Linked DNA regions of Mus musculus: region 1 is linked to region 2. Evidence: chromatin loops called from intact Hi-C (ENCODE). Cell type or tissue: left cerebral cortex. All regions are shown on one strand. Each heading gives the region's core, and the rest is flanking DNA. Links, peaks and the distances in the headings are about the cores only. Region 1 has its middle 9.2 kb from the start of 3110015C05Rik. Region 2 overlaps 4930526H09Rik (RIKEN cDNA 4930526H09 gene).

Region 1 (15,958 bases), core at 3,965-11,964, 360 kb before region 2:
GTGTCTGTGTCTGTGTCTGTGTCTGTGTCTGTGTCTGCCTCTGCCTCTGCCTCTGCCTCTGCCTCTGCGTCTGCCTCTCTCTCTCTCTCTCTCTCTCTCTCTCTCTCTCTCTCTCTCTCTCTCTCATTGGATGGACTGGACTGAAAAAGTCCGGAGAGGCTCTTAAACTTTCTCACATTTAGACACTTTTCAGGTCTGAAACAGAAAGGCTCTCCCTAGGGGGACACATTTTCACTTCTTCAGATCCATTTACTGTGAAGCTGAGCCCTTTGAAGGGAAACACCCAGAGATGGTATTCTAGGAGACATCTTCTCCAAAGGAAAACGGAGGTAAAAGCATTGAGACAGACTCTTCCTTTTGTTATTGCAAATAGGATCTGGGTCAAATGAGTAGTGTATCAGAAATAGACTTTAGGATTAAAATCAAAGAGGAAGAATTCTTTTGTTGACATCTCTGTTTGATGTTAAGACTTTCAGCTATGAGTCTAGGAAGGAGGGGAAAAAAGAGCTTTGGGTTAGATAAAGGGTTAATTAGAAATACTGAATAGAGCATGCAAATTGCAAGGGACATTAGGAACATTAACCCAAGGGCAGGCTACCAAACAAACTAGAGGACTGGGGAGAGATAAGAGGCAAAACTTCATAAAAAAATCATAACTTTATATACAGAAAGAAATAAAAGATCGGCCTATGAGTCATAAATGATCAAACTTCGGATGACCTCAAATTATCTACAGAACAAAGCCCGAACTCCCTGTACAGACTTCAAGGCCTTCCATTATCTGGCTCCAACCTACTTCCTCTACCTAGCATTTTACTATGCTTTCTTCTGCCTACTCCAGAACCTTCTATTTCAGCCTCATGGACTAACTGCATTCCTAAGACAGCCTGCTCCTGAGAGCTGCAAGCTTTGCTTACTCTACTGGGAACCTCCCTCCCTTTTTCTCTGCCCTTTGATGTTGGATGCATCATTGAAAACCCACCTCAGCTGCTCCCTGCTCCCCCATAAAGCCCTCTCTAGTTTCACTAGGAGGACTACATCTTGAAAGTCTCGGAGCACCCAGCTCATATCTTTATTATACTTCCTTCCTCCATTCTGTATTATTTATGCACATGGTTGTTTCCATCACTAGAATCTTTCTATTATCCTCACATATTATTTCTGACATTGCCTATAACAACATCTTAAAACTCCAGTGGTTCAGATATTGATTGTTGACTTGTACCTCCAATATTTATTTTGAAACAAATAGTTGATTGTTTGGGCTGTGTTAACATTCCAATGTCCCCTCTAATTTAACACACTGAAGACCAAATCCATTGGCTTCTCTTACATGTTGTTTATGTAACTCATCTCCATCATGTCAAAGTCAGTCAATTTCTGAATTGAGTATCACTTTGGAATTTAATTTACTTAGATATAATGCCAAATTTTATTAGATAGTTTTGGAGACACTTCTTATAAGCTTTGCTGTTTTGCCTCCTGTTTGTTTGGCCTTAAATGAGACTCTCATCTCTTCGCAGCTACATTCCACTGCACTTTGACAAGCATTTCCTTTTTCAGTCTTAAACTCTGAAGACCATTGTCATTGGACTTTTAAGTCATACATCTTAAAATATCTTGGGCCCCTAATTTTCCCTCACATAAATCGAAGCTTCTTCACTTTGGTTTGGTTTGATAGTAATCACAGTGGTTAGGGATACAACTTTTGAATTTGGAAAAATTAGGTCTGTCTCCTACTTGTTATACTTGCAAATTGAGTCATCCAGAACTTTTCAAAGTCTCAGCTTCTGATGCCATAAAAGGAAGATAATAACCATTTCTGCTCATAAAGTTGTCTTGGGTTGACATGAGATGCCTATAAAGTGTCTGTCAAAGTGGATGGTAAGAACAGGAGTTCATTAAACGTTAGCACTCTTAATTTTTTCCCATTATTCACTAAGGGACCTGATCAGTGTGCTAATCGAGTCTCCTCACAGTGCCAGGTCAAATTCGGAGAGCACACACCCTTGGGAGGAACTGATGGGGACTGAGCAGACCCTGTGCGTGAGGCAAGAGTCTCTGAGTAGCAATACAAAGTGGAATGATGAGACAGGGATGGAAACTGATGAAAGGCCCTGCAGCAAATGTGTCCTTACTTCACTTGAGGGTTTGAATTCTACAAACCAGGCAGGAATGCTCATACTTTGGTGTTACAGGTGGCTATATTCTGCAGAATGTAATTGTCATTGGGAAATGCAGTGATACAGACAGGTCTATGTGAAGAAACGAGACAAGAGGGATCATTTATCTAGAAGCAAAGATTTGTTTGCTCAGAGGTATGGGATATTCCATTGGTGTCTTCAGACGCTCCCCCCCCACCCCCGTGCTAATCCAACCCCCCATGCTGGTTTGATTCTTCCTGGAGTTGTGTATGATGCTAAGTGTAGTCTCTGGAAAAGGGCCTGAGAGAAAATGTGGCAGCCTGTGACAGTTTCATGTAAGGGACCGGAACAAAGCTTTTGACATAGCCACTGTTAGTTATTGGCAGAAATTAGATATTGCAACTGATCTGTGCAATATTACACACCAAACCATGAAGCACCCAGTTCTAGTCATTTCCAACTAGCTTGAGGGTCATTTACCTGTGTGTCATGGCCACACCCTGTAGCTTGCAAATTTGTCTTACTTTGTAGCTCAGATTTTGCCTATGTAGTTAAAATTCTAAATACTAACAGATCAGTTTCTGGTTTATATATGAGAACTGACAAAATTCACAATTCTGTGTGAATAATGGTATACAATTAGACATTAACTGGGAAATACAGAATGTCCCGTTGTTGACTTTACAGTTCTCATCACATAAGCTGATCATATTAGTACTTGTCAAGGCTAGAACAAACCTCGTGACTGCAGACTCTCACCTGCAATACAGAGGAACCTATAATAATGTAAACTGGGGGTAAGACTTGGCCCATCACATTGGCTGCCTGACCTAACCATGAATGTGACATGAAGTAGAGGAAGGGACACTGGACTGTAGAGGGTTTTCTATCTCTTTAATTCCCTCACCAACCACTATCATGTAGCTTTGGACAAATTATTTACATTCTATTGTCTTCCATTTCTTCAAGTATAAAATGAAGTGGAGACTTGTTAACTCTGGCTATACATCTATCTAGTCTAGTATATCTGTTGGCTTGACATTCTCTCAAAAATCCACTAAACTTTGCAGTTAGGAAATAAAAGGCCATTATAAGCCAGAACAAGGAGGGCAGAGGAAAACATCATAGTTCTAAAACCTTTAAAGCAGGAAAGATGTGGACAGACAGTAACTAAGCAGACTCCAGGAGCCAGGACGTCAGCTGGTGTTAGGGAGACCCAACAGCAAATGTTATTACTGCAGAGGACCAGAAAGGCTCAGGATGAGAGAGAGAGAGAGAGAGAGAGAGAGAGAGAGAGAGAGAGAGAGAGAGAGACAGAGAGAGAGACAGAGAGACAGAGAGACAGAGAGAGACAGAGAGACAGAGAGACAGAGAGAGAGAGAATAGGAGCACAGTAGTACCAGAAACAGGAACATGTAATGAATGCAAGGGAAAAAAAAGCACACACATCAAAGATGCCTTCCCCTGTGCCTTCTTAGTATCTCTGGGGCTTCCATCTGGGAATTCTGAGTGGACTGGCTTCTAGACCACAATACAGACTCTCATTCTCTAACACATTGAGCAGGGGCTACATTACACACTGTGGTTAGACAGGGTTGCAAGAAAGTGTGCAGAGGCATTCAGGGATCCTGACATCTATAGTCAAAACCTACAAAATATGTCTTCCATGGATCCAATCAAGCAAAACTAGGTACCAGGCCATTGCAAATTTAAGGTACAGTGAAGGATAGAGTCTATCTTTAGATGGTTAGAATTGTGCAATCACATCCCGGTCAGGTACAGATGCAGAGAGAGAAATAGTGGCTAGTTTGGGCAACAACTATAGGAAGCAATGATGACAGGAGTCCTGAAAAAGCTTATAGTTTTTGTGTCTGTGCAATGAGAGTAAAAGGCATATGTCAAAAAAAGTAGGGAAATGGATTCAAACTCATGACCAAGTATTCCTAATGGCAGCAGCTTATACACAGGCAATCAATTTGGACTATAGAGACATGAAGCTCATTGTTCCTGGGATCTATTAGAGATAACAAGTACTCAGAGAACACATCACGTGAGGATGTTGGTAGTTTATATGCAGTAGGATGGTTGGAATTGGGATAGAACAGACAGCTACCACAGCATGACTTGCCAGGAGCCAAAGGCTCAGGGGTATCTGGGGTTGAAGCCGAGATATAAGTGATTGTCTCAGATTTTCAAAACTCAGGCAACGTTGTTCCTGTTGCCAACACAATAACTGGATTGATGGCTTAGGTTTTCTGCGGAAGAGCACAGGTATCCACTCTGTTTTCCCATGCTCAGGAAATATAACATGGAAATTCACATGGCATCTACATTAATGTTTTATTACCAGCTTCACTGTATGATAGACCCGCCTCTATCTGTGGTAGAACAGACTCGCTGAAGATGAAGTGCACATATATACGGTGCAGAGAGAGAAGTCTTCTAGAGGATGTCTACAGCCTGACCTGCATCACTTTGGCAAAAATGTGGAAGTTGAGAAGATCTAGAAATTCTGAACTTTAGGGATTCCTCAATCCATGGCCCGCCAAATGTTTTCACAGTGAAGTCCATCACTGCAAGCACAAAGAACGTTGCAGGGGCCATTTTGTTGCTCATTGTGCAGGTATCAGTGACGATTGAAAATAAGCTTTTAATTAAGAGGATATAGTGAGTAGACATATTTGGAACAAGAGGAACACAAAAGAAAGCAGAGACAACAAAAGAAAGAGAAGAAATAAAAACTTGTTGAAATGGTAAAGCTATAAATAATATCTTCTAAGAATAAAAGGTAATATTGCCTGAGAAACAAGAACAGAATATCACTAAAAATAACCCCGAATCTTCACGAAACAGAAAGAGTTCTTGGAACTTAAAAACAAATTAAAATCTCAGTAGCATTTTTTTTAGAAGACAGAATTTGTCAAATGTCACAAAATGATAAGTGGGAAGTCATCATTTCTTAAAAATTAAGGGATTAATTCATCAAGCGAACCATCCAATTAATAGAAATTATACAAGAGAGACAAGTGCAAAGGGTATGGTGGAAAGAGAGAATTAAGAACAATTTTCCAGTAAAAGTGAAGCTTCTGGATTGAGCTAGTTACCCCAGAGATAGGAGGAACAGTCCATAACACAACTACATTGTTGTGAGCGTTTAGAACTGGAGAGAATAAAAGGGAGAGAGAGGGAGAGAGGGAGAGAGGGAGGAGCAGGAGAGGGAAGAGGATGGGGAAGAGGTGGGGGACACATCTCCTGTTTTTCAGCAGAAATCCCCAACATGTACAAGAAGAACTGAATTGGGGTGTCTGTAATCTTTTCAATGTCAATGTTAACAGGACATTGAAATGACATCAGTCCTACAACCCTCAGAATGAGAATGAGGGAGTTACTAAAGGCTTTCCAGACAAATGCTGAGGCTTCAAGCTCCACCTCCTACCTCATTCTTTATCAGAATTAACCTCTTTGTTTCAGGAAAATCAGAGGTATGTCAACAAGTGAGGCTATGAGAGCTGCAAAACAAAACAAAACAAAACAAAACAAAACAAAACAAAGAAACTAACTCAGGAGATAAGACAGGGACATTTCTAGAATAATAGTGAATGGGGAGGATACATAAATAGGCTTAATCAATATATTCAGAAAGAAGTGGGAAAGGGAAATCCTCATGAGGATGTTACAGAGGACAGTTTTGCTCAAAGAACACCTACCTTCTTGAAAACATGAAGAAAGGCTCCATTCTTAGATTAGTTGTACAGAAAAAAATTGGTTGCTGTGGACTTGATAGGAGACAAAATTGATGTAAGAGGAAGTTGGAAGGCAATTCAATGGGCACTTAATGGCAACTTATCAACAACAGCAGTAGTCTCCCACTAGGGTCTATGAAGTCCTGGCCATTGACTTTTGGGTCTACAGTACTATAGCTGAGTTCTGTCCCATGGATCAGGCCTCAAATATAATCTGAAAGTGGTTGGATATCCCTTTAACAGATGTGCCACTATTACACTCATGGGCTCATTTGTATAAACAGATGGTGTTGTTGAACGTAGAGCCCACAAGTAATCAAGATTGCTGATGGAACTCTCTTCCAGAACCGTGTGACACCTGGATGACTCACCAGTAAGGACAGAGCTTTCTACTCAGTTCTAGATTGACTTCTCTATGAAGGACTACATATTGTGATGGTGGGCAGGCAATGGTTACGATTTCAAATAATCATTAGTCCATTTTTTTTTTCATATTTGGAGAGTGCTCAGAACATGTGATCTTTGAAGGAATAGGCATCTCTGCTCAAGGAAGAAATATAATATTTCTTTAAAGAAATTTCTGTGGTTGATTTTACTGCATTTAACAGTAACAGTTAGAGAGACAGATTATGGCATGTTTAGGGCCATTTTAAGAGCTATCTCTTGCCTTATGTCAGTTGCCCCTCAAACAACTCAGAGAAATGTGAAGACAAGTTTTGCATCTTGTCACATTAATACTTAATATAATATAAACATTAATAACAGTGTATGTTCCCAAAAGTGTCATGCATTTTCCTAAGAAAGGGCTCTCCCTTGTAATAGTTAATACCGCCCACGTTTCTGTCCTTAGGGGAATTGGCATGTAGCAAACTTATGAAAATTTTGTGTCTTGCTTTCCATTAGTGATCCTCATCCTTTGGAACACTGTGACGCTTTAATACAGTTCCTCACATGGAGACCCCAGGCCATAAGATTATTTCATTACTACTTTATAACTGTAATTTTTCTACTGTTATGAATTGTAAGATAAAGATTAGCTAGAGTATTGGATATACAACCCCCAAAGGGTCGTGACCCACAGGTTGAGAACCTCTGTGCTACATCTATTGCTTCATCTCTTGTTTATTCAGGCAACATTTTCCCATCAGTCTGGCTGTAGCCCATGAGCCGTAAAAGGGGTGTTGCTGGCCATCAGATTATTCTTTCTGCTCTGGAACCATGTCTTATTTACGAGGCTCTCTTTTGTCCTGATTGAAGTTTCCTTCAAGGCTTTCCTTCTTGAATGAAGAAAGACCGGGATGGGATATTGTGTCACAGTGGAATGTCAGAGGTGGAAGGTGATGGGGATGCTCTACCGAAACCTCAAGGAGGAAGGATGTTAGTGGTGGGATGCAGTAAGGATACCCCATAGAGAGAGTGAGGAGGAAGAACCATTTATTTTGTCCAACAGCTTCTCCAGAAATGAGAGGAAACAGAAAACAAACAAACAAACAAGCAAGCAAAAATGAACAAACCTTTTCACACATTTCAAGTTCTTAGAGAAGTTGTTTCTACAGTTATATTTGTAGGCTGTGTGTGTATCTTTGTGTATGTGTACTTGTCTCTGTGAATGTGTATCTTGTGTCTTTGTGTGTTCATATATATGTGTGTGTCAGTGTATTTGTGTCTGTCTACCTGTGTGCATGTGTGTGTGTGTGTGTGGGGTCACATTATGTTTGTTTAGAGAAAAAACTTATGTCTTTCAAGACATGGTTGTGTTTTTCTTCCTGGTTTCTTTAGTTTATACATCTGTCTGTCTGTCTATCATCTATCATCTATTTACTTATTACTGTCTATTGTCTGTCTGTTTGTCTATCATCTATTTACTTATTATCGATTTTATAATCCCCCCTCTCTCTTTCTCTCTCTCTCTCTCTTTCACACACACACACACACACACACACACACACACACACACACACACACACACACACATCTAGTGTGTAGGAGTTTTTGCCCATATCTATGTCTGTGTTCCACATGCATGCCCGGTGTCCAAGGAAGTTAGAAGTTCAGATTGCCTGAAACTATAGGTAGAGAAGGTTGGGAACCACCCCGTGTACGCTGGGAACTGAAACAGGTCCTGCAAAATCAATGTTTTTGCAAAATCAATGTTTTTTTAAACTGCCGAACCATCTCTCCAGCCACAACTTGGTTCTTCTTTGTATTCATTTTATTTGAGCTAATATACCTTTTAACATTTCATAGTTTGGTAAAAGTGAATGGATCACTGTGATTTATAAGCGGCCTGCAACTTATTGCTATCTGGCTATGCTCTGGAGAAAATGATGTGTTGAAAGAAAGGTCTTACAAGAGAATTCTGGGGCCACTCTGTACTGCAGTTAAGCATGAGAATAAAATCAAACACTTGGTGTCCTTATCAGAAACACAGGCTTTCAGTCTCATACTATACACTCAGACTGGAGATAAGTGATTTTTTTCTTTTCTCTCTTTAGTGTTATGAAAGAAAAACATGTGGCAGAGATCCTGCCGCTTATGGTCTTGGAATAAGTAGTGTGGCATTTGGAGGAAATTTTCCTCTCTTCCTCTAGATGGCAGCAACATTCTTTAGCACCTAACTAGGCATCTCTGTTGCTAGGCAAACTTGAAATAAAGGGAGCAGCTACAAATCCTGACTCTTTAGACTTTGCGCTCAGGTGTATATAGTACCTTTACTGTACTATTTATATGACCACTGGTGCAGGACTCTATTATTTATTAGTGATATTTTTTGTTTTTGTTTTTTGTTTTGTTTTTTGTTTTTTGTTTTCCTTTGTTTTGCTTTGTTTTGTTTTGTTTTGTTTTTTGAGACAGGGTTTCTCTGTATAGCCTTGGCTGTCCTGGAACTCACTCTGTAGACCAGGCTGGCCTTGAACTCAGAAATCTGCCTGCCTCTGCCTCCCCAGTGCTGGGATTAAAGGCATGCGCCACCACTGTCCGATCTTGTACATCCAGAATGACTTTGTATATACAGGACCATTTGTATTTATAGACCAGGGTTTCTCAGCACTGCTGTTGTTGATGTTTGGGGCTAGATATTTCTTCGTGATGCTAGTATTAAAGGCATGTACCACCACACCTGAAACTAACTCTCTCTCTCTCTCTCTCTCTCTCTCTCTCTCTCTCTCTCTCTGTGTATGTGTGATATGTGCACCCCTTGTGTGTACTACCCTAGGAGTCCAGAAGAGGGCATCAGATGCTTTAGAATGAGAGTTGCAGACAGTTCCTAGTTGCTATATAGGTGCTGGGAATTGAACTGGTTCTGCAGCAAGAGGGACAAAGTGCTCTTAACTGCTGAGCTAGTTCCCCAGCCCCCTCTTGGGATATTTTTAATGGAGGGAGAAAAAAACCAAAACAAACTAATGACTTTGAAAAGATAAAGTAAAGATGAGGCACATGTCATCCTGAAAGAAGATAGATAATTTGGAGTATAGTTTCTTATTAATAATAAGCACAGATATATGGTTCCTATACTTTTTGATTCTTTTTGATGTTAGCAGGTAAGGAGGAGAAAAACTATACTTAAAAAAAAAAAGCTCACTAGTTAGGAAAAATGCAGAAGTTTAAAACTACAGTTTTAGCCAAATTTTAGGATCACTCTATTCTACTTCCTAGTCTAAATTGGGGTTCCCTAGTTCAGATATGAACAGAGTATGCCAAAAGCCAGTACCTGTAGCTTCTCAGCTTGTGTCCCCTTTTGCTGAGCAAGGGGAAACCCAGCTTAAAAGTAAAGCCAGAGCAACATACTACAAAATCACCTCCTCTCAGCTCCCCTTCCACTGTGCATTCCTTGGCGAAGCTCCCCCCACACCCCGTCCCAGCAGGCTGAACAGTTAAAATAGATGAAGTGAACCCAAGAGCATGAGAACATCACGAAAAGCCCTCTTACCACCGAGGCAGGAAGTTGCTGTTGATCTGTCCCACATGCTCACGGTGCATTCCAGGGAAATGGCTTGGAGCAGGAAACACACGTGAGAGCAGATCCCAAATCTGGTTCTGCACAAGTTGCCTAGGTGCCCTTCACATCTGCTTCCACTTAGGAACACCTCTGGCTTCAGAGGAAACAGGTACTTCTCTAAACAACCAACCAAATCCGGCTTCAACATGCACGCAGAATGCCTGGCTAAGTGTGTTTCTGGTGAAACGATGAAGGCCAGAACCTAGAATCTGCACAAGACAGTTTGAGTCTTCTTTTCCTGGACCTAAACAATAGCGACAGAGTCACATGAGGACTCCCAGCTTATGAAATGGCTTAATCCCGAGTGAGCTTGGGGAAGGGATTGGAAGAGCAGAGAAGGCAGTTCAGATGGATGGAGCTGGTCTGACCTTTGAAGACAGCAAGACACTGCTTAAGTTTCTAATACTGTTGGATCAAGCTGTCAAAAACATTGGCACCACTGGAGAAAGAGGCTATTCTCTACAGCCTGTTTCTTCTCCCACGATTCCTGTGACATCCAAGGTTGACAATGGAACAATAGTTCACTACTCTAGAGAGATCCTTTGGAGAGCTACACCCTCCCTGGGAGAGCCACTTTGCAGAAGCCCTCCCAGCAGCCTTGGCTTAGCCGAAGCCCTCCCACTTGGCTTAGTAGCCTCTATCTTTCCACTGCAATGCAGGTCACAAAGCCCCGTGTGTGCTCTGGGAAGCCGCGGATGTGAGGGCAACTGAAGATCAATAGTGAACTGGGTTCAGTGCCAGGGATGGAACTTGACTCCCCATTCTTGTTCCAGAACTCAAGCATTTTGGCTCAGCTAGGGCCAGCCTGCTCCTGTTCATGGAGCTGTCATTTGGTTTTGGTCATTTATGCACCATTTGCTAACTGCTTATAATTCCTGGGCAATTTCGCTCAGTACATGGGAAACAAAGACAGCAAAACAAGGGGGCTGTTATGTTCTGCTCTGCTTTCGTCAGTGAATGAAATTGGCTGAACAGAGTACAAGCTTTCTTTTGCCGCATTGATTAATATTTTTTTTCCTGTATGACATAAACAATTTTAGGAAGAAAATGTGTGCTTGTGAGATAAGTGCAGGATGCCCTGTCTGTTTTTATAAGTATAACATTTATCCGTCTATTTTGGCAGGGAAATAGGTTAGAGTCTGAAAATTCACCATTCAGTCAACAAATCTGTGAACTGATACAAATCAACTGTCGCTGTCAGAGCTGCTGCTGTCCCACATTGGCTCTGGGTAATTAAAGAAATTGGGGGTCCCCTTGGCAGAAAAGACCCCGTGCTTGAGGACATGGCCTCTGTCTTCAGCACCTTCAGCTGGGTTCCTTTCTATAGTGTGTCAACCCCATCTGTGTAGAGGGGGGAAAGATCAGGTCATGCATTATGTCATTAAGTTAGACGCTTTCCTGACAACATAGGTCTTGAGCAGACAAGGAGAGAGCTCCTTCTAGGAACACAGCAAATGCAAAGATGTCACTATTTATTCTGAGGGAACACTACCAAAGCATGCTGGGTTCTTGTCCCAGAAGTTCCTCCATGCAGCTGGGCCAATCAAGCCTGCTGTGGGCTCTAGGAAGGCTTGCAAACTATAGGGAGAGGGTAAAGGAAGAACTCAGCACCTAGAGTGCTGGCTAAAATTAGGAGCCTTCACAGGTTATTCCAGTGGGCAGGTCTGGCTGCAGCCTGCTTTACACATGCACCCCACAGCTGTCTGCTGAGGAATAAGGCTTTCTAGTGTCTCCAGGTTGACATCCGTGGCCTCTCTGTAGCCTTCTGAGTATGACTGTAGCCCTGATCCCATTTTATTTTTTTCTTGAGCCAGACAGGCTCAGATTGCGATTATATTTTGGAGCCAGAAGGCTGGGAGGGCTATCTGGAGTCTTGGAGTCAGCTTTTTGTGGTTTCTTTATCGTGTAATTCTAGTAAACACAATCCATCAGCCTGTCTTACACAGGAAAGGGCATCATTTGTAGGCAGTCCTCAACTTATGAATGGCTTGTGTTCCAAAATTTGTTTGTGGTCAGTTGTTGGGGCTGTAGAGGCAGATCCCCATAGTAACAAATTTGCTGGAGAAAGTGGTAGTTATGACAGTCCAACTGATTGGTTGTTTCTTTCCTTCCCTGGCCCCTCTCTCTGTGCTGGGGATCTAACCTAGGGCCTTGAACATTCTAGATGTATTAGCATTTTCTCTGTTAATGTGATAAAATACCCTGGCCAAAACAGCTTTAGAGAGAAAGGGTTTATTTTGGCCTATATTTTCAGAAGTTTAGAATTCAGCATGGTGGTGAAGGAGAGAACAAGAGTAGGTGAGGCCAGGATGTAGAACCTCAAAGCCAGTTCCCAATGACTTACTTCATCCTGCAGTGTTCCATCATCTCTCAAAGGTTCCATTACATCCCCAAAGGGTGATATTGGTTGGGGACCAAATGCTCAAACATAAGAGTCTATAGGGGACATTTTACACCCAAACAGTGACACCAAGCAAGCCACCACCACTGAGTCTCAAGTGCCTGCCTTTTGCTTTACTTCCTCTCTGAGACAGGGTCTTTCAGGGTGGTGCAGGAAGGCTTCAAACTCTTCATCCTCCCCGAGTGCTGGAGTTATAGTCATGTGCCACCACCTGTAGTTTCCTTACTTGACTTCAGGGGAAAAAAATCAAGCCACTCTCTATTTTTAGATTGAATTGTATGAAACTAGCAAAATAGTTGAGTCACGATATTTTTCTACAGATGCAACCTGAAGTAGATTCTGTTTATCTTTCCACCGTCCTTCTCTACCCTCCAGTCTCCTTAAGTCTCTACCATTTTCGTTAGGTAAAATGTAGGCAAAGAATACAGACTTTGTAGAGAAGCAGGCATGCAAACGAGGGGAGTGTTAGCAGGTATGGACTTGCACGGCTTCTGAAGGTGAATGGGGTGCAGCAGGAAGGGGCCAGCAGATTCCAGACAAGCATCCCTACAAACGCCTTCAAGGTAATTTGGAGGAACTCTAGTCTGCCCTTTGTTGGAACTTGTCTTTGGGGGGGCAGGACAGAGACAGCTGCGGTGCTGTCAGGAGCAGGGTAGACAGCAGATGTGGGCTGCAGACCTCTGTAGTCATATGCATGGACTTGAGACAGTGGGGCGTGTGTGGGTGTGGTCAGCGAAAGTAACTGCATTGACAAGTGATGTGTGTGTCCTGTTATGAGTCAAGGGATAGGAATGTTGCTTTGTGTGCAGTGTGTTGCAATAGAAACAGAGGTGCAGTATGTCCTTTTCGTTTTGAAGGAAAGTCAGGCTATGTGGTTTCAGAGCTCAGGGTAAATGCTTGGCACACAGTATGTACATGGGAAGAGTTGCCTGGGAACCAAACAATGCCCATCAGTTTTCATCTGTTTGCTATGGAAAGATCAAATTTCAATTTTATGATTTTTCTTAAGGGGAATGTAGTAGATCTCAGAAAAGAAAATTATCCATTTGTGTTGGCTTGGACAATGATTACTTTAGGAGAAAGATATATTTATTTAGATAATGGTTTTCTTCATTATTTTAATGCTCATTGTCTATTTGATGTAAGAACTTTTCTATTTTCATTGGACTATGGCCTTCCTCCAGCAATGCATGTTCTTATCCCAATAGCACATAAATTAAAAGATTTTTTGCATTCAACATTCATCCATGGCAAACTAGCTGAGAGTTGGACTGCTCCAACTGGATTCCAGGTCAATTAGAGGTACCTCTGTATCGTACCGAACTTGGCTATCAGAGGACAACCGCACATTGACAGAGCAGATAATAGTGGAAACAGGATGTAAGGAACACAGAAGGTTCAGAGATTAGAGAGACTCTTTCCTTTTCCTCCTTGGCCAAGTCTAGGTAAATGAAACCATCGCAGGACACCTTTAGGAGCCTTCATGCAGTCCTGGTCACATCTTTCAAAAGGAGCAGATGTAGCAGCTAATGAGTGAGCACAGAGTTTAGGGAGCCCACAAACAGGTCTGATGGCTCTGCGGGCCGGTCGGTGGCAAGTGACTCTCATTATCCTTCTCCCTGCAGCAGAGCATCCTGATGCCATCTGTTGCCTGTTTTCAGAAGTGAGGTCAGTTCTGAGTCACTTTATGCAATTATGTAAATTCAGCTTCTGTAAATCGCAGGGAAGTACTGTTGCTGTCAATCATTTGTGAATGCCGTCTACTGGTGGGACCTCCGCCTCCGTGAGTTAACACTGTTCTTTCCATTGTTTAATGGATTTTTAGGAGGAAAGACTTGTAAGCATTTTTAAAAAATCATTTCCAAAACTTCCAAAGTTTTATGTAGTTTAAGAATAGCCTGGCATGATCTTTAAGTTTCTAATTTTGATTTGTTTCAAGTAAAGGTCTGTGAGCATGGTTCACTGGCTATTTCTAGACATAGCCAATCTGGCTTTAATTCTCTTTCTATATCCTGGCCCTAGCAGCATGCAGACACACAGTCCTGTCCACACTGTGACAGTGTTGGAGCCTTCCACTCCACTAGGAGAGTTGTCTTGCTTGTTTCCCCGTGGATGACCATGTCACTGACACAGCGCTAGATACAAACCGATCCACAACACATGATGGGATGCTGTGCTGCTGTCCTGTATTGAGATGTGTCCTGGGCTGGGCTGGGCAGGGACTGGGAGGAGACAGAGATGAGAAAAGCGTTCTCCTTAAGGCTGAATCAGACGGCATTGGTAGGTGGAGCATAGTGCCGTGACTCTTTCCAGTCTGAGTGGATAGACTGTGTTTGGGAGAATTAAAGGGTTATGGTAAATGGTAGCAAAATAGTAATTAACTAACAACGAAGTGGTAGTTGGTATAAAAACTATATATCCTGTGAACTTTACAGAAGCTCATAGGCAGATACCAAAGATAAATGCAGAGTTAGAGGAAGAACATTCAGGCATCACAGAGGATTTAGCTGTGCAGGTCACACAGTTCCAAGTGCCTGCTATGCACAGGCTCTTTTGTAAATGCCGGAACACACTGGCAAACAAGGGACAAGAACCCCTGAAGGTCACACATAGAGGATGAGGCCCCAAATCGCACATGTCAGCAGACAAACAAACCCACTTATGGATAAATATACACAGACAAATAACAAAAACAATTAAAATGATACCCTGCCAGACAGGAGCAGAGAGGTCTGCAGTTATGTTGATCTTGGAGACTAGAGAGTGGAATTGGATAGTTCTTACAGACATCTTCTCTGAAGGGGTTCCATGTAAAAAGACCCATGTTATCTGGAGGGATGGTTCTATGAGCATCTCAGGGAGTCATGTTCCAGGAGCAGAAAGAGACAGTAGAAAGCCCCGAGGCAGGCGCAAACTTGAAGTGTGCTCAGAGGAAGTTAGACATATGCAGTGGATGGATGAGTATAGGTTAGAGGAAGAACAAGGCAGGCGCAAACTTGAAGTGTGCTCAGAAGAAGTTAGACGTATGCAGTGGATGGATGAGTATAGGTTAGAGGAAGAAGAGGAAAAAGAGGAGATGGAGAAGGATGAGGATGTGGAAGAGGAGGAAGGGGAGGGGGAGGGAGAGGGGAGAAAGGTGTTAAATGACTTTCAGGGCTTTCCAGGTAATAATGATATGAAATAATGATATGAAAAGTGATTTGGTCTGTTGGGAATGATCTTTCAGATGTGCCAAGTTTGAAATGCCTACTGGATTCCAAGAGCTGATGTTGAGAAGACAATTAGATGTCCAAACCAGGAACTTAGAGGGGATGGTGAACTGGAGTCACATGTCTTGGGACCTAATGTATAAATGTCTCATAAAGCCGTGACTTCTGAGGGGATGAACCAGATAATGTAGATAGATAGATAGATAGATAGATAGATAGATAGATAGATAGATAGATAGATAGACAGATAGGAGACTGTCCTGGTGCACTCTTCCATATAGAAGTCAGAAGCAATAGGAGGAGCTTGCACAGGGGTCTTGGAAGTAGGTAACAGTAGTGAGAACGTGGAATCCAGGCATAGACTCAGGAACCCTGTCTAAAGAACAAAAGATTTAAGGCTAGCTTGGTAGTGTACACCTGCAATATCAGTACCTGGGAGGTAGAGGCAGGAGGATGAGGAGTTC
Region 2 (15,958 bases), core at 4,493-12,492:
AAGGAATAAGACAACGATTCCAAACAGCTTCGTGCAAACCAAGCAGTGGAGGAGGGACACAGAAGAGAAAGCAGCTACACAACACCCTCCTCTCACCATCATAACATAGTATTAGATATGCCTTCTAGGGATCCTCTTCTGCTAAAACCCGTTCTAGATCCTGCAGTGAGAAATCTTCCTGTTGGAGGGGTGGAGAGATGGCTAAGAGGTTAAAAGTCCTGCTCATTCTGACAGAACAACAAGTTTCTGCTCCCAGGACCTACATAGCAGTTCACAACCATCAGTTCCCGAGTTCCAAGGGGCCCAACACTTTCTTCATTGTGTTGCAGGAAAATGCTCATACACACAAAGTAAAAACAAAGAAATGGTATCGATTAAAAATAATTTTTGCTGTACCTTTACTGATCTATCGAAGCTCCGTAGAGTTAGCTAACTCTCTACCTTACCTGTTCTAGCCTGTACACTGGCCCTTTAAAGATAAGTCTCAGAGTGATAACAGGTACATAGACATACATATTGAATGTGAATAGAAAGGTATATTACCAAAACTTTTGAGTACACGATTGATTCATTAGGAACTCAAGAGTGTAAGAGAGCCTTAGATTTTTTTATTTTTACAAATTTTTATTTAAAGAGTTTTTGTGAGCCGGGCGTGGTGGTGCACGCCTTTAATCCCAGCACTTGGGAGGCAGAGGCAGGTGGATCTCTGAGTTCGAGGCCAGCCTGGTCTACAAAGTGAGTTCCAGGACAGCCAGAGCTATACGGAAAAACCCTGTCTCGAAAAACCAAAAAAAAAAAAAATTATAAATTAAAGAGTTTTTGTGCAATATGTTTTGCTCATATTCTTTCCTTTCTCCTAACTTTCTCCGATCCTCCCACCTCCCTTTCCACTCTAGTTTATTCTTTCTCTCTCGAAAAGAAAGAAAAAAAAAACCAACAAAACAAACAAATAAAACATTCCCCAAAATAAAAAAGGAGAAGAAATTCTAAAACAAACAAACAAACAAACAAACAAAAAGCACACGGACTACATTTTGTATTGGCCAATTACTCCAGGTCTGTGCTAAAGTGTGTTTGATATATCCTGTGATACCCAATTGGAGAAAACTGATTTCCAATTGCAACTACCTTCTTGGTAAGGAGTGGAACTCTGTCCACATCTTCTTCTAAGGATTTCGTCTGATTTGACCCTGTGCAAGTCTTGAGCATGCTGTAACAGTCTCTCCTATTATGTCTGGAAGACTCTATTTCTTGGTGTTGTCTACTGCCTCTGGCTCTTATAATCTTTCTGCTCCATTTTCTACATGGATCCCTGAGCCTTGAGAGGAGATATTTGATGAAAACATCCCATTTAGAACTGAGTGCTTCAAAGTATCTCCCTCCCTGCATTTTGTCCAGTTGTGGGTCTTTTTGTCAATTATGACTCAGATCTTGAAGGTTCAAGTTTGGGATGGGAAAATGAACAGGATTAGACTCAAATGATCTGGGTCCAACGAGTCGGGCCCTGCCTGTGTGATCTGGTTCTGCAGTGAACCTTTCTGACCTCCAGGAAATTGCATGTTCTTGACTCTCAGTGTTTGAGGAACATGCATATGAGCAAAAGTTTTCTGTTATGTTTCTCTAGAAGAAGTTCTCATAGTTGGGGTACAGGTTTAAGTGTGTTCTTCACAAAATATGTTGAAAATTTCTTGAATGGATTAGTAGAGAATATAAAATATGTTCAGGTCGTAAATTCAACCTCTGTCTATCTTGTCCTTTTCACCATGATATGATAACAGCATAGAGGTCCTGGCCAGAGACTAGCTTCCAGAACTACAAACTAATGAACTTCTGTTTGTGAAACTTACTTTGTCTCAGATATTTATGGTAATACCACAAAGCAGATCAACACATACATAGAGAAAATCGTTTGATTTATCACGGTCAAGAGAATGAAATCCGTGAGGTCTGTTTTTGAAGTCTGCAGAGCTTGTAGGGTGATGGGCAAGCCACGGGCATCCACCAACCCTATTAGAATCTGAACCCTACTTCTCTGCTCATTGGCTGTGTGATTTTATGCAGAGTGTTTAATGTCTGCCATCATTCTCACCAAAAGAACCAAGATCTTCAAATTCACTCACTGTCTTGACAGTAGGGATTGCAAAGGTGAACAAGATACACAAACTCCATGATATTATATAACGGTGTAATGAGAAGACTAGTACCTATCTATCATATGTAGCTAAGAGTTTTCACATATAAAATGGGTATAATAATGCATATCAGAAGCACATAAGTACATTTAAATATTGCTACTACTATATAAAACTTAGATGTAACCTAATTATATCTATTTCTCTGTCTCTCTGTCTCTGGAGGCAGAGAGAGGTGAAGGCCTTGAGTATCAGCGTATTCAGTTACCCTTCAGCGTGCACATTTTAAGTGCCAACTCTAAAATATCCAGGCTTCACAGAGCTCGAATTTAGGAAATGGAAATTGTTTCTCCTTACTCTCCTTGGTAGCCATATTGGTTCTGCCACCTCTGTCTTAGGAAGTGACCTTTTAACCCTTTGTGGGATGGTCCTGGGGTCTTTCTACCTGCACACCTGACTTTTTATTCACTTTGAAGTATACCATCGTCTCTATGTAACTCCCCTATAATTCTGACCATCCAATCCCTAATTTCTTGGCATACAGACCTTGCCCAGATATTTTCTATGATGTGTTTCTCATTTGGTTGTGACCATTTATGCTCTATATTATAGGTCCTGTTTTTCAAACATAGTTATCTTCCCACAGATTTAAAAAATGGCAGAGGTAATGTCTTTTTTTTTTAACTTCACCCCAAATACATTTGCAGAGTGGGTAGTTAAAATTTACTACTGTTTAGTTTTTATGTGCTTTCTGTTTGTAGAAGCCTCAGAAGGTTTCATGCTTTGGATACTATCAGTCTAATGGTTTGGGGAGGAGCTGGGATGGTTCCCAGCATGAAAGGGATGGGGTTGGGGCAGTGTAGATAATGGCAATTACAGATGGGATAAATCTAAACATTGCAACCTGCTATCTCTGTAAAATTAGCTTGTAAAACTACCTTGGGGAATGGGAAGGTGAGTCTCCACTGGCTTTTGTTAGTATGAGCTAACCACATGCAAGAGGAAAAGGAACTTAGCAAATGCAGCGAGAATTGCTTCTCAGTGTCTGGGATTAGTTTGTGTCTTGCTACTCAAGTGTTTAGGAATCAACAGGCACTGGCGGCAGTCAGAAGCTTGTGAGAAGTGGAGCACTCAGATTTCACCCAAGCTACTGTGTTAGCACCTACACCTTAGTAAGAAAGTCAGGCTTTGTAAATGTGCAGAAGCACTGAATTCTAAAGACTTGAACCTTAAACATTTTCTATCTAGGGTGTTCCCTAAATAAATGAGAGTTTACAGATAGGGCCCAGTATTTGTAAATCCCCCAATAGTAAGAAGCTCTAATATGAAGAGATTTCTGATTGGTAAATATTTGGATAAGGGCAGATATGAATTTGTTTATGTTTGAAGCAGGTTTTTTCCCTCCTTATTGCTGTTGCCTTTCCTCTTCCTCCTCCTTCTCCTCCTCTTTGTGTGTGTGTGTGTGTGTGTGTGTGTGTGTGTGTGTGTGTGTGTGTGTGTGTAGATACATACTCATATAGTTGTATGTGTGGATGCTGGTGCATGTGTGAATGTGGAGGCCAGAGGTCAGAGGTCAGTCTTGGGCGTCCCTGCTCCGGAGCTCTCTCCTTTTCTTTTGAAACAGGGTCTCTCATTTTGACTCGATTAGAGTGACTGTCTAGTAAGCCCCAGATACAGAAATGTCCTTCCTTCTCCGCTTCTTCTGCTTTTGTAAAAAAAAAGAAAAAAGAAAAAAGAAACAAAAAAAGATTTGTTGGCATGCGTGTGTGCACACACCTGTGTGTGTGTGTGTGTGCACACGCACGTGTGTCTGAGTGTATGTATATGCTGTGTATGTAGGAACAGATAATAGGAAAAGGCCCTGGGTTCCCTAGAACTAGAGTTACAGGCAGTTTTGAGTCACCTGACTTGGGTGTTGCAAACTGATCTCAGGTCTTCAACAAGAACAGAGAGTTTCTTTATCCACATAGCTGGATTGTCAGTCTTTCCCTAGTGTGGGTTTTTTTGTTTACTTATTTTTTAATGTGGGTTTTTATATTGAATTCATGCTTGCATAGCATAGCAAGCAGTTTTCTCATTAATCTCTCCATCTCCTTTCTCTTCTCTTTTTCCTTGCTTCTCCAACCCTTCCTATCTTTACAGCATACCAACTGCAGAGTAGAGGAATTGATAAAACTGAACATACCAGACAAATAAACCCTTTATTACCAAAGTTCTTTGGCTCATGGTGTTTATCACAGCAGTAAACAGCATCACAGACCACAAGATATGAGGTTGTCTGTTAGGAGGTTGGGGGTCTCTGTGGTCATTGTTTCATGGGGTTAATGACAAAATTTGCATAAGGTTAATGAAGTCTTCTCTCAAAGTGCAGCTACCTGCTTATGAATTACTTGTGATTGATGCTGAAGTGAGAGAGGTTTTATTTCCCTTGTATGTAGTATGCAACCACTCTCTCCACTCATAAACCTAAAATCCAACAAATCCATCCAATTGTTTCTGAGTTAGTGAGAATGAAAAATGGTCTTTCTGTTCCTTTCATAACAACCAAAACATATCCAGAATTTAATATATGATTTCTACCACCTCCTGGAAGAAAGAAAGATTCTGTGATTCTAAAAGTCACAGCAGAACTCAACATTCTGAGCTCAGTAGATGTACATTTTATTTTATTTTATTTTATTTTATTTTATTTTATTTTTGCTAAAGTTACTATCTAAAAGGCTACATGTGCCATCTTCTTTTCTGTGTGGCTTTGTTAGGGGCCCATAATCAAAGGAACAAGGGACAGAAGCAGAAATTCCTTAGTTTTCCCCATAAATTAGAATGCAAAGGCAATGTACAAATCCCAGTACAATTGTTGTAAGAGAGAATCTAGATACATTGAGGGGAGTTAAGGCAAGTCCTCTCTAGTGGAGAAACTAAACCCCCCCCCCAAAAGATTAAGCTGTTTATCTAAAGTTTCCATGCCCTCTGATGGCATTAAGTGCACACTCATATTATATTTTAGTTGTCAACTTGATTGCATTGAGAGGTCCCTGTGAGATTAGGAAGGTACACCTCAGAGTGTTTATGACATTATTTCTAGACATAATTACCTAAGCAGGGCAGTGAGGAATGAAACCCACCCGCAGCATAAGTGGCACAACCCTATATGATAGAGACCTAAATGGAACGAGAGGAACAAGAGGGAAAGCCCATTACCACAGGTGTTCACTCACTGCCTGCTTCCTGGATACCATGTTAACTGTTCCATACCACCACTATGTGGCTCAGAAGCTGTCAGCAATATCTATGCTTTGGAGCTTAAGACATTTAAAAAATATTTTTGTAATTAGAATTGTGTAGCATCCCCCTCCATTTCCTTTCTCCAGTACCTCCCAATTAACCTCCCTTGAACCTGTCCCATGCTGTCTCCCTTTCAAGTTGACAGCCTTTTTTTCCTTAGGTATCTGTGTGTGTGTGTGTGTGTGTGTGTGTGTGTGTGTGTGTGTGTGTGTGTGTGTGTATGCGTGCACACACATGCACGCATGAACACAAACATACAAATACAACATGCTGAGTCAATTTTTGTTGCTTGTGTGCATCCGGTTTCAGGGATTTCCACGCGGCACTGAACAACCAGCTAGGGAGGTCATCTCTGGGAAAAGCTGATTCTCTTCCTAGTTAATTGCCTGTAGTTTTTCTCAGGTAAGGCTCTGCAAAAAATTTGCCTCTTCCATGGTAATATGCCCATTGGTACTGCCATTGTTCTGGTCTTGTTCTATGCCATTGTTTCTATGAGGGACTGTCTTACAAGAGACTTTTCTGGTATGCTGGTTCCTACCATCTTTGCATTCCTCTTCTGTGAAGCTCCTTGAAACTTCAGAGGCAGGAGCTGTGGTGTAGACGCTGAGCCTGGGCTCCCATGATGTGTTGGGTGTTTGTTTGTTTGTTTGTTTGTTTGTTTGTTTGTTTATTTGCTCAGGAATTTTCTCACAGTGATGAGAAATCTAATTCACTCATAATTTATATGTTGTTAAATGTGTTATTTGTTAAACACATATTTGTCAGTGTAGTAGAGGGACAATTAATTGAGAACATTGTGGAACATTATGGATACTCCCCACCCTTCTTATGGAAGCTACATCCTTTTGAGAATAGCTTTTTTGTTGTTGTGTTTTCTGGTTATTTAGCCTACCAACTATCTTAGGCTTCTGCCTTTGACTATTGATTTATTTTCCTGTTCAGTAATTAATTCATGGGAGGGAACAAAAATATATCGTACTGAAATATATACCCAACCTTTCTTCTCTCAGCATTTTGTCTGTAGTTTTGGAGAAAGCAAAGGCTGTTGGAAAGGATGAGATGGCATTTGGAGATTACTTGGTGAATTTGAGGAGTGTGTTTGTTTTAAATTTTAAACACCATAAAACATCAAAGGCTTAATCCAAAAACCTATTGGTACTCTTATCCTACAGAATTTCCCATGCTTTATGACTTACAAGTTGCGTGTTAAACCTTATTTACTCATGTAAGTCACAAATCTCCAGGCCATTCATTCATCTCGTCATTTGCATTTCTGGGAGGAGCATTAATGGGACTCAGGTATCATGTTTTGTATCTGAAAATGTATATGCCTGCATGAGTAAAAGGCGGTCTCTTCCCAGACTCTCCTAAACTGAGAATGTCACCATATGTGTGAACAAATGCCCTTCTAGTCGATACTGGGTGTAAACCACTTGAAAACTGGAGGAGGGCCAGCATTTCATCATCATGGCTCACGTCTTTTCACAGAGTGTCCTGCTCTCCCGTGCTCTCCCAAGGGAATGAAATACCAAACCTTGTCCAAAATGTCAACGATGATGCACCTCTCCTCCTGGAGCAGAGCTTCTGGAGTCCAGGCAGCTACTTTCCCAGCTGAAAAATGCCGGTGAACCAGCACGACAAGGCTGTCATGAGTACCAGCTTACGGTTACTGGCAAACAGCAAGCACAATTAAATTTCAGTATTGAGTCACCTGTCAACTGATCAGACTTCAACTCCGACTCCTACTGCTGAGTTTTCAGGCTGCGTGGGATTTTTGCCATATTGAGCTTAGCTTGCATTAATTGATGTGTGCTGTTAAATTCTAGAAGAGCCACATTGTTTTTACAGAGGATATATGCTCGTGGTTTAGAACATGTGTGATGCACACCTTTCTTGTTTCTTAGCTGTGAGTTCTTCAGCCCAGAAAGGTCGACTACAGGCGTTGATTTGGGGCAAAGAGACAGAAAACAAGTCACCTTTTTCCTTTTTTTCTGGTTAAAGAACCTACACAAATACCAAGTGAGTCTCCTCCACACATGAATCTTTTCTGTCAGTTCAGTGGGAGTTTTATGTGGGAATAAAGAAGAGAAAATGTCACCCAGAGTGTGTCTGATCATGATTTAATATCTAAGCCAAGAAATCTTGAAGTACAATTCCCCCACCCACATAACACTAAATCATTGACTCATGCAGGCACCGAGCCTCCAAAGGAGCCTTTGCAGTACTTTGGGTGGAACAAGATAGAACTAAATTAATTTGATAGCTCCAAATGACCTTCACAGGAAATCCTCTCATTATGATACCTAATTGACGTATAAATGAGAGGATGATCAGCGTTTACTTTCAAGCTCCCATTGTAGGAGAACCATTAAAAAAATTATAGGCAGAGTGTGCAGACAGACAGAGAGAGAGAGAGAGAGAGAGAGAGAGAGAGAGAGAGAGAGACTGCTTAAAAGTATTTCCATAGGGTAAAACAGGAGTGAAGTGGAGAAGGAAGATGGGGCAGACTGTGAGAATCAAACATTTTCTCTGCCTAATTAACTGCACCTCTTTATAAGGTTGACATACGTTCATTGAAAATTAGAGTCCATATAATTTAAGTTACTATTAAAACAAATATCTGTAACAAACAAACACAACTATGCTTTATTAAAATAAATAGTGGAGCTTATGGGATCAGTCCACAGCATTTAAAAGCAGTCCTAGCCCATGTTTCCCATGGGTGTAATTACATGACTCAGTCACTGGCCAGCAACTAAGCCAAAGCATGATTAGTAGAAATGAGCATCCTAGCATCCCTTTTGCCCAGCTTTGAAATTGATGAATTAGTATAGAACTGAGTGTGATCCCTAGGTTGCAGCATGAAGCAGTAAGGAGCGTCTCTAAAGAGACAGGTAGTGTGGTTACCATTCTGCTTATGCTCAGCAACGAAAGAAAACCATTTGGAGTGTAGTTTACAAATTGTTTCCTTGTGCACACATCTCTTCAACTCTTCTGTAATCCTGTCTTTGTTTCTTAGCCAAACATATTCTAATTCTAGCCCTAGTGCTACACACAAGGCAGCATGCTATGTTTGCATGACTTTTAAGAAGAGGAATCTTTATTAACCATTTGTAGACATTTTTTTTTCCACAGCCCCAGAAGCAGTCCATGCTGTGTTCTGTAGGTAGAGTAGACATTTTAATTTGATTTTAGAACCTTGGATGAGGACATTTACAATTATATTAAGACATCTGAATTCCATATCTAGACTAAATAAAAATAACCTTTCAAGACAAGCAAATGCAATAACATTATATTTCAGACAGGCTTTTAATAATACCTTCATTATGGAATTATCATATATGCATACACTTGAACAGAAGCTCATGCTGATTCTATCTAGAATGATACTTTAGGGTTTGTTATGATTGTAATGTGCACCGAATTCTGGCATTTATACATTGCTCTGACTAGTAGACTTGCCAACTCAATTAAACTTGGTGAGTAAATTGTGTCTGTCCACCAATGTTATTTCCTTCTTTGTATATACAAGCAGAGTCTTTACCACCACCCCACCTGCAGGTAAAATTATGCATGAAGAGGAAATCTTGTTAGTATAGGTGGTATTAAAGCCAAGTTATATCAATTAGAATATTCTGTTTTTCACTTAACTATTATTTAAGTTGATAGCCAAGAAGATATGCACAGAGAAATAAATTTTAAGAGCCTATTATGTAGTACCATTTCTGGATAGGGAGAGAATCAACCTATGATGTTGTCATCTCATCTACAGGGATGTCAAGCAACTGGGACAATAACCTGGGTTTTATCTTCATTCATCTTTTTGAGGATGTGTCTGGGCATCAGAAGACCAGTAGTTGCAGACTAGTGTGGGCGTTGCTAATATGGAAGCTACGGTTATTTAAAAAGAAGTTTTTACAAGTTGTTGGCCACGGGAATTGATAGACGTCTCAAAGTTGGAGATCATGTGATAAATCACACAAGGTAGAAACTTGCCCACTAATTAATCAGCATCCTATGAACCTGAGCAGAGTGAGTCACAGCCAACCAGCCAGGTACAAGTGATATGTTTGACTGATCTAGAAGAAAGACAGCTGCCATTTTGGATCTACAGGCTATAAAAAGTACATGAAAGAGAAACTTAGAAGTTTAGAACCTGCTCTGGGTTTAAGAAACTACCGCTCAACAGAGATTCAGTTATAGATTAACTTCCTAATAAATGCCCTCTAAACAGCCTGTCAGAATCCTAGGCGTTATCATTTGTCTTGACTAGCAAGTGACTAAAAACATCTCTCTGTGACTATTTGATAAGCATCATCAACTCCTTCACCAGTTCCTGATGGGTCTTAATCATGTAAAATTCAGGATTGGGATTTTGGATTATTTTTGGTAATTTGGGACTCTCCTGCATTGTAAGAAACCTCAAATCCAACACCAAAAGGTTTTCTCCAATATTCTCTAACTTGGGAGTTCGGGTGTGTTTATAAATTCAAAAAAGAGATATGTTGAAAGAGAATTATGATGTCCCATTGATCTGAAATGAATATGTTAGTAATTCCTGAGAGTTAGGCTAGGATAAAATTAATGTTCATCTCCTGCTATGAAGTAAACGGTACACTGAAATGTCCTTCATGCCCTCTGCAGGAGTCTACTCTACCCCATAGTGTGGAATGCTCCCTAAATATGCAACTACCTTGTGGAAATTTCTAAATCTGCATAATCATCGATGGAACTAGAAATGGAACCAATTACATACTGAAGAGGAAGCATGCCTTTCTGTGAACTGTCACCCTGGGAGGGCCCTACTCAACCCTGCTGATGGTTGATAAGCTCTGATACTACATTCAAGAGGCCGCTGTAAAATTACTTCATCCTCATCCTAAATCTATTTGTCTGAAGACAGGGAGAATATCCCCCAGTATTTACATACATAGTACTTGAGGTCCAGCTGTGGTCCCACATCTGGCAAGCTTCTTGAACACATGCAGGAGAAGAATCAATTAAACTTTGTTGTTAGCAATGGACTCTGTGACCTTGGCAAACTGCTTAGCCACCAAGGGTGCATTTACCTGTCTTTAAGATGGCATTCTATTTTCTTTCTTTCTTGTGAGGATGTTATGAGCATTAACAAGATAATATTGGTAATTTGCTCTGAGTCTCTAAGAAGAAAAGCACGCTTCAAATAACCCCACCACTATATTGCTTTGCAATCAAGCTGTATCTTCTCCTTCAATTACCTCCTCCACTATTGTGTTTACTTCAAGAAAGGTGTGTCTAGCTGGTCAAAGCAGTACTTACTCACATTGCCTTTCCCTGTTGGTGTTAATTACATGATTTTGCACCAGTTCTCAAGTTGGTTTCTTTGGAAATAGTTTCATGAGTGGATTATATTGACTGTAAGAGCATGATCTTCAAAAAGTCTTGTATACTCTTAAGTGTGTATGTGTGTGTGTATGTGTGTTGTGTCAGATTACACACAACAGATTCTAGTATTTTTAAATGATTATATACAATAAAAATAATAATTAATGCTATAAATGTCAAGAGTACCTTTGATCTGATCATCTCAAAGTGCTTTAGAAAGACTAATTAAACTTCACAACACCTCTTTACCATACCTATCATTATTTCCATTTTGCCGGTAAGAAACTGAGGTTCAACGAGGTTATGGGAGTAGCACAAGCACCTGCGGTGAGTCAGGGCAGGGCTAGGGAAGGCCCTAGTCAAAAGTGGTACCCTGGGTAAAGAGAGCTCTCCATCCCAGTGATGCTCAATGCAGGCATCAATCAGGAACTCTCAGTAGTCAAGTTGATGCTGCAGAGCTTAGAAGATAAAGGGTCTCTCTTGTCTTAGCTCCTTGATCTTCTTGATCGCAGAAGGTTTTCTGGCCTTTCAAATTCAGCTATTCAGCTTGAGTGGACTAGTCGATCCTGGTGTATGTAAGATAGCCCCTTAAATCTGTTAATGTCACACTAACTCTAGCCTAGCAAATATACAGGATGACAAGAGATGTGATCAGTTAGCCCTAACCTAGTGTGGATGAATGACCTGTGACCTGCAGTTCTCATATATGGCTTTGCCTTGTGGGATGCTGTAGCAGAAAGCTTTGAAAGCACAAGTAGAATTTTACCACTAGAAAAGGAAGCCTGCTAGGTTGGTGTAATTTGTTATGAATAAATGGACGACTTAGAAATGGACTCACCCCCACTGATGATTCGAAGCTTGTGAAGCTTCAAGAGCTGGCACTGAGCACACACCACAGACTCAGGAAGGCCGCATTCCTTTCTTAGTAGATGGACAAGCCCCAAGGCCTATGTGACATTGTGTTAATTTAGGAAATCTCAAAGCTTCTACCTAAAATGACTTTCCCATTCAGTTGTAAGACTTTTATTCTTACAAATGAGTTTCTAAAACTTTATTTTGTTTTATTTTTGCCCAGTCTCTGGAACTGTTTTATAAAATGCTTATGGGAAACAAAATATCTCAACCTAGCTGGGGGAAGTAGTGACTGCACTCAGTGTCATAAGCAAGGGATCTTAGTGCTTGGACTTAGGCGTGGGAGGCCAAGCAACTCAGGAGTTAGCCAGTTAGAGCTCAGAGTAAGACTGAATCCTAAATTTGTTTCTTACTAGCTTTAAGACATTGAATAAGTCATGTCATCTTTGAGCCCGTTTTTATCAACCACCAACTGGAAAGTGTATCTCAATGCCCTCTGCTTGTCATGCAGGTCAATGAAGATGTTGTAGGAATATCCCAAACATGATACCTCTCCTGTGGCAGGCACAGAGCTATTAGGGTTAGCATTAATATCTGAGTTATTTCCTGGATTCTCTTCTGAAAATATCAGAATAAAAACGGAAAGTAGGGATATTAGAAAAGTGTAAAGAGACAGACTGTATTTGCTTTTATTGTTGTTTGTTTTTGTTTTTATTTGTTTTGTCTTTTTAAAGATGCTTGTCTGAGTTCTTTGCTATTTGTGATCAGAGAAATGAGTTGACCAGATGGCTTTTGGGGATGGAGGAAGGAGTGGATGGCAAATTATAGGAAAATGCAGGATACAGTGACTGGCTTAGAAAACTATCATTCCCTGTCTCCAGAAAAAAAAATGTGTTTGCTGCTTTTATGTATTACAATGGAAACTTGTTCTCAGTAGGCCTGGCCAGCTTCTCTTTTGAAGGTCCTCAGGGAGTGGTATTTGACTATGGTCCATAGGGAGTGGCATTTGACTAATGCCCTAAAGCATTTAATGCATGTTCAAAGACGTTTTAAAAACGTTTGTGAAAATTATAAGACTAAAGTTAAGGTTAATGTAAAATAAAAGAAACTATTCTAGATGGGGCTGAGAAAAATCCAAATAGCCTTTTGCTTAAAAACCAGGGTAGTGTGCTGATTCATAAAAGGCAGATTAGCATCGGGATGTGAACCACAGTTGGTTGGGAAAGGAGACAATAAATGCCTTTTGTTTTAAGGAGAACAAAGTTTTTAGGAGTCAGGAAATCATTTTCCCCTTTCCTAACCTTGCAGGAAGATCCAAACAATCTGTATTAAACCCATGAGACAGAAAATCCCCATTAACTGTTACAAGCCAGAATTTCTGGATATGCATTAGAATAGAATGATGACAGTGGTGGGAGGTGGAAGGCTCAGAACATTCATGCGCTGATGCGATGCACACAATCTGTAGTGTGCATCTTGCCTGGTGAACTAACATGTTGGCTCATGTTGTGTACCTGCTGCAGTTTAGTATTTGGTTTTAGATTGGTCACTGAAGACTCTTTACTTCTTCCAGTTTCTCTTTCTAACTCAACGTAACCTCCCGAGTTGATTCCAAAATGCTCCAAAATGAAAACATACTAAATGTGATTATGATGCTACGCGCATCAAAAGTCGCCATCATCTCCTGCATCCACCCATGAACACTCCTTCGCCTAAGGGAAGCTATGAGAGAGAAATCTACCCGATTTTAGTCTAGGGCGAGAAGAGTGAGCTTGGGATCGAGACTGGTAGTCTAAGCTGGTTGAGGAGGGAGAGAGCCCAAAATATGATAAAGTGCACATGAAGTTGGAGGATGAACGAGAGAGCCTGTGGACTGGGCATACTCTGCCATCCATAAAATTTGATGGAGACGTTTGTCTCCGTGATTCTCTTGGCTCTCAGTGTGGCTTTGTTATGGTTCTCGGTGTTGGTTCATTATGGCTTCAACTGGAACCTCCACAGGCCAATTCTTCGAACACAGTTTTTCAGCTGCTGACACCCTGTGGGGCACAGCTGGTGAAGATGGGTCAGGTTTTAACCTAAGCCCTCTGCCTCCTGGTACGTCATGTTATGAGTTGTTTCTGCTGAATTCTCCTGCCTCCCTGAACGGTGCCATGCCTTCTCTATCATGACAGACGCAAACTCTCTAGAAACAAGAGCCAAGGTATACCATTTCCCCTTCAGATGATGTTTAATTAGTTTTTATTTTCACAAAAATGCAAAATGAATTGACACAGGGCCCTAGTTTATTTTTTTTCCAAAGTCCTCTGATTCAAAGAAACATGTTAGATTATACTGCACCTCTATAGTAAAGTGACCCTTGAGAACCATAGGCTAGATATCGTTAGCTGACCCAATGAAAATCAGTCCTCAAGAGTTAGTTCACCATAGTCTGAGATCTGCAGCCAGAGAAGTTCTGGAATCCCATAAATAGCAATCCCCAAGAGACAAAGCCCTGTGGAAAGAAATTCTCATTCACAGGGGGTAGAAACAAGGGTAGTGACCGGCTTAGACTTTCTCTTGTACCCAAGGCTCTGTCCGTACTTTTTGACTTCTCCCTTCAATATCAGACTGAAGTTCTTTGTGAAAGTGACTGGAGCCAGATATGGTAGCACATAGCTTTGTAAATTCCAGCCCTTGGGAGGCAGAAGCAGGGGAAAATCTCTGTGGGTTCCAGGTCAGCCTGGTCTACACAGTGAGTTTCAGGACAGTTAGAGCTACATAGTAAGACCCTGTATTGAAAATATATCCCCTCAAGTGTAGTAACTGGGGTCTTGGAATATTTTTATTAGTTTAGAGTGGCTGGAAAGCACTTTCAGCCAGGAACCAGGAAAATAGTTCCCTTTGTCCACACAAGGAGCGAGCAGGAAACCTGCTGAGCTTTTCAGTGAGGCGCTTACTGAAACCAGCAGATAGAACAAAGGCCAGTTGGAAGCAGAGTGATGATAACTAGTTCCCACAGTCTCCCGACTTCCCTGTGAAGCAAGTCTAATTACCTCTTATTGACAGATGAGGAAACTGAGGGTTCAGAAACATGATGTAACTTGTCCAAGTTCTCACGGTGAGCAAGGGACATGAAATGAAATGGGCTGGAAATGAGAAGACGTGTCTACCTGAAGCTGCAGCTTGTGCAGGTGACATGCCGCTCATAGTGTGCAAGCCCTTAAAGTCCATGGGCTCTGTGTCCAGCTTTTATATAATAGTATCATCCACGTCACTGCCTTGTGGGCCTGATATTTCAGGACAACTGTAGCTCCCATGTGATTCTGTAACACCCCTGCTATAAAATGCCACTCAAAAGTCTCACAAGTACCTTCTGAGTGCAGAATGAAAAAAAAATCCTAGTCAGTCTTACTGGTTTTAGGCCCAGAGATCTTTCAAAGAGCATCTTTCACGAAACCTTCACAGTAGCCATTAGCTCAACATCAAACTGACTTTCCTTGCAGTACCTAAGATTTCAGCGTGAACTGCCTGAACTCAGCCAGGCTTTTGCTTGGTCATGCCGAGGATGGCACTCGTCCTAGGAAACCTGAAATGCAAACTGTTACTAATTTGCCTACTGTCCCAGTTTTGTCACTAAGGTAGCTTTTCTGTCCAGCTGTGAATGACACTAAATTTTCAAGTGCAAATGCTGCATTGGAACCCATGAGGTGTGTTGCACAACATGTCCCAGTGTCCCCATTCTGGAGAGGGCATAGACTTGCTATCTGTTTATCACTCACCAAGGCCCGAATCTTGTCAGTAATGGAATACCTAAGACATTCTGTTCTTAGTCAGGGGCCTCTGGCCCTGCACATACCTGTGGGCTGCATCAGGCGATTCTTTCTTTAACCTCTGTTTCTCTCTACCAGCTTGACAGGATCTTGAAAGCTTCAAAGTTCAATTTAATTCCAGATCGATTAAAAATAAGAACACATTGTGTCTCACCATGTGAATCAACTTAGGTAATTAGAGAAACGACAAAGAGTTCATTGGAGCTCTCAGCAAAAATTTCAGTGGTATATTGTCTGCTTTCAAAGCAAACACAGTTAGCTGGTAACCCATAGGTACACAAATCTAAAGCCATGACAGCTTTATTTCTTGCCAACAATTTTTGTACATAACATTTCTGCAACTGTGGGCCCTGTTCGTGTTTTACTTGTCTCCTCAGGGTGGAGTAGAGTGGAAATAAGGGATAATTAAGAGCTTTGGAGTGCATCAGAATAGATATATCTGTAATTGGAATGGAGATAGATTGGTTATGCAGGCATGCATAGATATGTCACTTGATAGTAAATGTCTTA

Evidence for each region. A loop is a pair of places that touch in the nucleus more often than their neighbours do. Peaks named below come from ENCODE experiments on the same cell type or tissue, not always from the same donor. Only the 100,000 strongest peaks of a DNase experiment are listed, where the experiment ranks them.
Region 1: it touches region 2 in a loop (4-fold over the local background); 3 of 42 quality-filtered maps call a loop at or near these places.

Annotation. Positions count from the first base shown.
Region 1 is chr13:111,230,611-111,246,568 of GRCm38, reverse strand. No RefSeq gene overlaps it. Among named protein-coding and RNA genes, the nearest start is that of 3110015C05Rik, 9.2 kb to the right of the region's middle. In left cerebral cortex, for the core only: CTCF peaks have their summits at 8,478 (motif pointing right) and 9,115 (motif pointing right); DNase peaks (open chromatin) are centred at 8,453 and 10,651; H3K27ac peaks cover 1,991 bases.
Region 2 is chr13:110,873,966-110,889,923 of GRCm38, reverse strand. It overlaps 4930526H09Rik (RIKEN cDNA 4930526H09 gene), which reads left to right. Exons shown (of 3, transcript NR_131194.1): 3 at 6,906-7,513. Among named protein-coding and RNA genes, the nearest start is that of Gm38397, 22 kb to the left of the region's middle. In left cerebral cortex, for the core only: no CTCF peak of the experiment used is centred there; DNase peaks (open chromatin) are centred at 6,908, 7,123, 7,522 and 8,169; H3K27ac peaks cover 1,927 bases.